Regions from separate parts of the Homo sapiens genome. Here region 2 is linked to region 1. The links are chromatin loops, found by intact Hi-C in ENCODE. Cell type or tissue: HCT116. All regions are shown on one strand. Links, peaks and the distances in the headings refer to the core of each region. The heading gives the core; the rest is flanking DNA. Region 1 overlaps LOC124900651 (a long non-coding RNA gene). Region 2 overlaps RGS12 (regulator of G protein signaling 12).

Region 1 (2,910 bases), core at 298-2,797:
CCTGGAAGGTTGAGGCTGCAGTGAATCCTGATAGTACCACTGCACCCCAGCCTGGGCAAAAAAAACAGACCCTGTCTCTAAATAAATAAATAACTGAATTGGGCACCTGGGCAAAAGTGAATGCCATAGCCACTTGCAGCGACCTGGGTTACTGCTGGGGGAGTGGTCCTCACATGCCTGCTCAGGCTGATGAGACAGGACCCCACACTCATCGAGTGGGACCCGCAAGTGTCGCTGCCTCCCTGGCTTTGCTGATGAGACCACAGAGTTGCCGGGGTGCTCATATCCAAGACAGAAGCAGGGCTGGCCCCGCCCCCGGCTCCCCCACCAAACCTCTGGAAATTGCACCAAGGCCCAGGTGGGTGAATCCCAGTGAACCGAGAATCAGGCCCAAGCAGCTTGGCATCAACCCCAAATCCCGCCTACTCAGGGCCTCAGTTTCCCCATCTGCAAAGTGGTGCTGTCCTCGCCCCAGCCGATCATGCTCCAAATTCGCAGCTGCTGGAGAACTCTCTAGAGGAGAAGGAACAGCTGAGACACAGCTAAAGCAATACTGGCGTTCACCACAGAAAGAGCAGGTTCCATCCACGGAACTTTCTGGAATCCACATGAGTGAGGCCTGCCTGAGAAGCACGTGCAGGATTGGGGTCTCACCCCTGTGACAGTGCAGGACCCAAGTTGGGCCTATGCGGAGGTTCCCAGCGCCTTGGACTTGGTGCTGAGCTCTGAGCCGGAGCCCGAACCACATTTCCTCTTTGAAGGTTTGCTAGAAATCTCAAAGGTCAGCTGTTCTCATGTTTCCAGAATTTATTGATTTTGTCTGGGCTGGAAAGGCAACAAAAAGGCTTTTATTGCTGTTTCTGTGGCTGCACTGGGGAGCGGGGAGAGGATGCACTGCCCCCTGCACCTGTCCCAGGGGCCCGTCGGCCAACATTCAGGCCCCGAGGGGCCCCCATCGCCTGTCCCAGACTCACCCCACCTCACCCGACCGGCCTGTCCTATTGCGTGTCCTCACATGCCTGTGCCAGCTGATGAGACAAGCCCCCACACGCATGGAGCAGCACCTGTGTCACTGCCTCCCTGGCTTTGCTGATGAGGTGATGGAGTCACTGGGAAGGGCGCATCCAAGCCAGAAGGAAGGCTGGCCCCGCCCCCAGCTCCCCCACCAAGCCCCTCCCCACCCCAAGGCTCCGGGGAGTCCAGCTCAGCCTCCTGGAATGAGAGGAGACTCAGGGGCACTCCGAGTGCCTCTGAGAAGGGGACAGCCTGTGACAAGGGTGGGAGAGGCAGAGACGAGAAAAGGAAGGCGAGGGCATGGGCAGGCCGGGCGCAGGGAGCTCTGAGGGAAGCTGGTGCACTGCTGGCCACCGCCTGAACTATCATTCATTCCCTCACTCATTCATTCTTCACTCACGCATCGCTCCAACCTCCTGGACTGAATTCCCCCTTGTGTGCCCAGCCCCGGCTGATGCTGTCCACCCCGGGAACCGTCAGCCCAGGGCAGCTGTCCGGGAGCCCCTGATCCATCACGGGATCAAGTGCTCCAGGTCCGTGCCTTAGGAAGCCAGGGCCCATCCTTCATGCAGCGGGCAGGCTGCACCCGCAGTGTATTCTAGGCTTAGGATCCTATTCTAGGCGGGTGTAAGGAGGCATTGCCTTGGGCCAGCTGGGTGGGGTCCCTCTTCACCCCCGCCCCGGGGCTGTGCTTGCTCGGGTTGTTCCGATTCTCACCGCCCAGGGCTGGGAGGCGCTGCAGACTGTGCGTGGGCGTCTTACAGGCTAGTGAAGCAGCAGTGTTCACATCCTACCTGGACAGGTCCCCTCGACCCCCAAGCCTTGCTCCTCTCCTATAAAATGGGGGTGCTTCAGTCCCCACCCTCGCCGAGCGCTGCTCTGGGGCCGCTGAGAGGCTGATCCCCTTGAGCTGCCATATATTAGACATGCACCACCAGCTGCTGCCATCATGCCGGGTACGTGGCCCTCCCCACGGAGGACAGAGGACCCTCACTGTGGCTGCCGTGGGGACCTGTGCGGAGGAAGCTGGAGGCTGAGGGGCTCACCCCAGGGCTGCTTTTCCCAGGGGGTCCCAGCTTGGTCCCAGCTCCCTGCATGGGTGGCCTTTGTCTCAGCTGCCACCTGTGACTGAGGCTCCTCCCACCCAATTCCTTTCTCCTTTAGGAGTGTCAAACCTGCATCATGGTCTTGTCACAGCCAAGCCAGCCCTGAGCTCCATCCCCTGAAAGGGCAGCCCCTCCGCAAGCCCCTTCCTCCCTCCCAGCCCTGGCACAGGGCCTGGCATGTAGCAGGTGCTCAGTAAACACTCATAGGTGGAGACAGCAGGACAGACGGGAGCTCTGAGTCTCCTCCCCTGCAGTCTTGGTGATGAGCCCCTGCAATGAAGGGGGGCTGCACTGGGAAGTAGTGAGCATCCCATCATCAGAGGCATGCAAGAGGACCAGGATACCCATTTGAGGGAGACTTTGTAGGCACAAGGGTGAAACATGAATCAGCACAAAGTATGGCTTCTGAAAACTTCTTTCTTGCCTCAAAACAACAATAAAGCCCTATGCTGGGCGCTCCAAGCTCCATGGGAACGCTGCAGGTTGAGCAAGTGATTTGGAAACATCGCAGTCAACAAAGCTGCCGTCTCCCGGTGCGCCCCTTCTCGCTGGGTTCTAAATGAAAGCTGTTCATTAGGGCGACAGGTTTACCATCTTGCAATGAGAATTGCTGGGAGGTTTTTCCCCCTGAGGAGGAGAAATCATGTTTGAGTAGCGAGCACAGTTGCAGGGGACAATGTTTTCGTGGCTGTGGCTGTGGGAAGAGCTTTATTTGGGGATTTTTCCTCTCCGTGTCAGCAGCACAGGAGAAAATGACTCCAGTGAGCTTCGCTGCTGCAGTTTTATGGCA
Region 2 (2,910 bases), core at 222-2,721, 440 kb after region 1:
TCGACAGACTAACTGAAAATTCTTCAGAACTCTAATAAGGAAACAGATGAATTTGTGAAACTACTTATCAAGATCAAGCAGAACAAAAATTAATTACATGAGATTAAATAACTGATGAGATGTTTTTATGACTTTTATTTGAAACATTGTTGGTTCTTTACTTAAATGTTTTGTTTTCCAGATCTAAGGATGTTTTCTTTCTTTCTTTTTTTGAGACAGAGTCTCACTCTGTTGCCTAGGCTGGAGTGCAGTGGCGGGATCTGGGCTCACTGCAAACTCCGCCTCCCAGGATCACGCCATTCTCCGGCCTCACCCTCCCGAGTAGCTGAGAATACAGGCGCCCACCACCACGCCCGGCTAATTTTTTGTATTTTTAGTAGAGACGGGGTCTCACCACGTTAGCCAGGATGGTCTCGATCTCCTGACCTTGTGATCCGCCCACCTCAGCCTCCCAAAGTGCTGGGATTATAGGCGTGAGCCACCGTGCCTGGCCAGAACGTTATCTTTCTTAAACTGTTTATAACTTACAGCAATCTGGTAAAGTATACTTCTGTGAAAACAAAAGTAAAAACATTTGCTTTTTCTCCCTACTCGATCCCTCCAAAATTTGGAAACTGTTCACATGTATTCTTATGGCAATGTGGTTATTTACAAAAAAAAAAAAATCTGTTCCCTCTTTGTAGCAGGATACAACTGAGACCAGTGGTTCTGTTCCCAATGCCTTGTCTGGAATCTCAAATTTGAGAACGTGCATAGAATACCCTGCTTCAAGGGTTCCTAGACTTACAGCGGGTAAGTAAAAACTGTCACTTCGTATCAGGCCCAGAAACCTTAAGACTGTAGGCAAAATCTATAGTCTGCCTTGGTTTGGCTTCCCAGCCTCAGGAGGTTGTTAAAATCGGAGTGATTTTTTTCTTGTGTGATCAATGTAGAGAGAAGCAGCCATGTTTCTGAAGAAAAGCTGCAATACTCCTGTTATTAGACTGGAGCCCTGTGCACTGTTTCCAAGCTCCTCAATTCTTCCAGCTTCCTCCCATCCAACTTTCTCCCATAGAATCACTAAAAGCAGAGAACTACTCTATTCCTGAAGCCCTATAAGCTGAAACTAAATGTTAAGGGACAAAATCCCATTCCTGATGCGTGGGCCACACCAAGAGTTCACCAAACCACTGATGCCACAACCAGAGACACTTAGACCACAAGACAGGACTAGAAGCCGACAGCTTCATGCTGTGGGCAGCTTCTCCAAGGCACTGGAATAAGAGTCCATATTATAAAGACACATTTACCCCTCTTAATGCCTACCTTTTTGACTCGGCAGAATAATGGTGTAATCGAAATTTCACAATCAGTAGCTTCTGCTGGGAACTAGATAGAACCCTAAGAGATCCTTGAGTCCCCCTAGTGGGTGACTTTGGGAACATCCCTAATACAACTGGTGCTCACTCTGCTTTAATCCAACTCAGTCATGGGACACTAGATGATAAAATTGCTCTAAATTATCCATTGCGTAAAGAAGGAAATGTCTGTGCTATTGCTGATACTACCTGCTATACCTGGATAAATTCTTCTGGGAAAATTAAGGACCATATACCCAAAATAAGAAAACAGGTCGGGGCATGGTGGCTCATGCCTGTAATCTCAGCAGAGGCGGGAAGACAGATTGAGCCCAGGAATTCAAGATCTGCCCGGGCAACATGAGAAACCCCATTCTCCACAAAAAGGAAAAAGTACACACACACCAAAAAAGGAAACAGGCCATATATTATAAAAAGTCTCACCCAATTCCCTATGGTCATTTGATTTATTCAACTGGTTGTCTTTAAGCCTATGTTCATGACTCAAAACATTATGCAAACTAGGATTGTCATATTATTATTAATTTCACTCTGCATTTTCCCTTTATAAATTTTTTATCTGTTGCTTAAGTCTCTGCAGAAGTACAACTCCTAACAGAATCGTGCTGGCCCAGCGCGTTGAGATGATGCCAACACCCATGGAACAGACAAAACCGTACTTAACAGTGGACTCAGGTAGACTGCGCCTGAGGGCCACTCCCTCCACACCTCCCTGGTTGCTCAAATGTGGCTAAATGAGCTCTGACACTGACTCCTGGTCACCAGTCACTTCCTGATGATGTGGAACCAGACCACACCAAACTGGGACAGCTCCATCCCAGCACCAAGGGGCAATCAAAGCCTGACTGCAGGATGACTGGTCAGCTATGCTTTTGGAGAAAGATCTCAATTAAAAGGGGGAAATGTGAAAGTTGTCAGAAAGAAAATGGAGTCACTTGTATTAAAAACCCTAACAAAGTGTTACAGAGCCAGAGAAGGCCAGGAAGGGAGGGTTCTCATGCTCATAGACCTGATAACAAATCCATCACAAAAGACTGCAAAACCACAACCTTGCACACAGGCCATCTCAGCCTCACATACAAAAATATTCCTCTGAGGACATCTGTCCCGCAACTGCCTGTCCAACCTTGGACTGGTCCCATCCTTGTAAGATAATTATCTCAAAACAATCCTGTGATCCTCCTCATTTTTCCTTGAAAAACTGCTGTCTTTCTTGACCTCCCTGAATATTCATAGTTTACTACAGCATGCATATTCTCATTGCAATGCCTATTCCCAAATATTAATAAATATCGTTTTCTTACAGAGAGCCTTCCTCCGTGTTATTCAGGACGATGGGCTCAAGAGGCAAACCACCCCTCACTTGGGAAGGCTGCTCAGATCCCTCTCCAAGGAGTCATGGAAGGCAGCCAGCAGCGAGCAGGGCCCACACAGAAAAGGACAGGCAGCCCTGCCACCTGGGCCATCCTCCTTGGCCCCAGTAAGAGATTTACAGCCAGGAAGTTTAAGGTGTGGGGCAAAGACAGCAGGGACCACAAGCCATGTGGAAAGC

What was found. A loop is a pair of places that touch in the nucleus more often than their neighbours do. Peaks named below come from ENCODE experiments on the same cell type or tissue, not always from the same donor. Only the 100,000 strongest peaks of a DNase experiment are listed, where the experiment ranks them.
Region 2: a loop joins it to region 1, with 16 times the contacts of the local background. A loop is called at or near these places in 1 of 110 quality-filtered maps.

What each region holds. Positions count from the first base shown.
Region 1 is chr4:3,782,773-3,785,682 of GRCh38, reverse strand. LOC124900651 (a long non-coding RNA gene) reads right to left here. Exons shown (of 2, transcript XR_007057997.1): 2 at 2,520-2,910. Among named protein-coding and RNA genes, the nearest start is that of ADRA2C, 18 kb to the right of the region's middle. In HCT116, for the core only: a CTCF peak has its summit at 1,746; a DNase peak (open chromatin) is centred at 1,746; H3K4me3 peaks cover 624 bases; H3K27ac peaks cover 369 bases.
Region 2 is chr4:3,344,746-3,347,655 of GRCh38, reverse strand. The region is part of intron 3 of RGS12 (regulator of G protein signaling 12); the gene reads right to left. Among named protein-coding and RNA genes, the nearest start is that of RGS12, 53 kb to the right of the region's middle. In HCT116, for the core only: a CTCF peak has its summit at 1,415; a DNase peak (open chromatin) is centred at 1,405.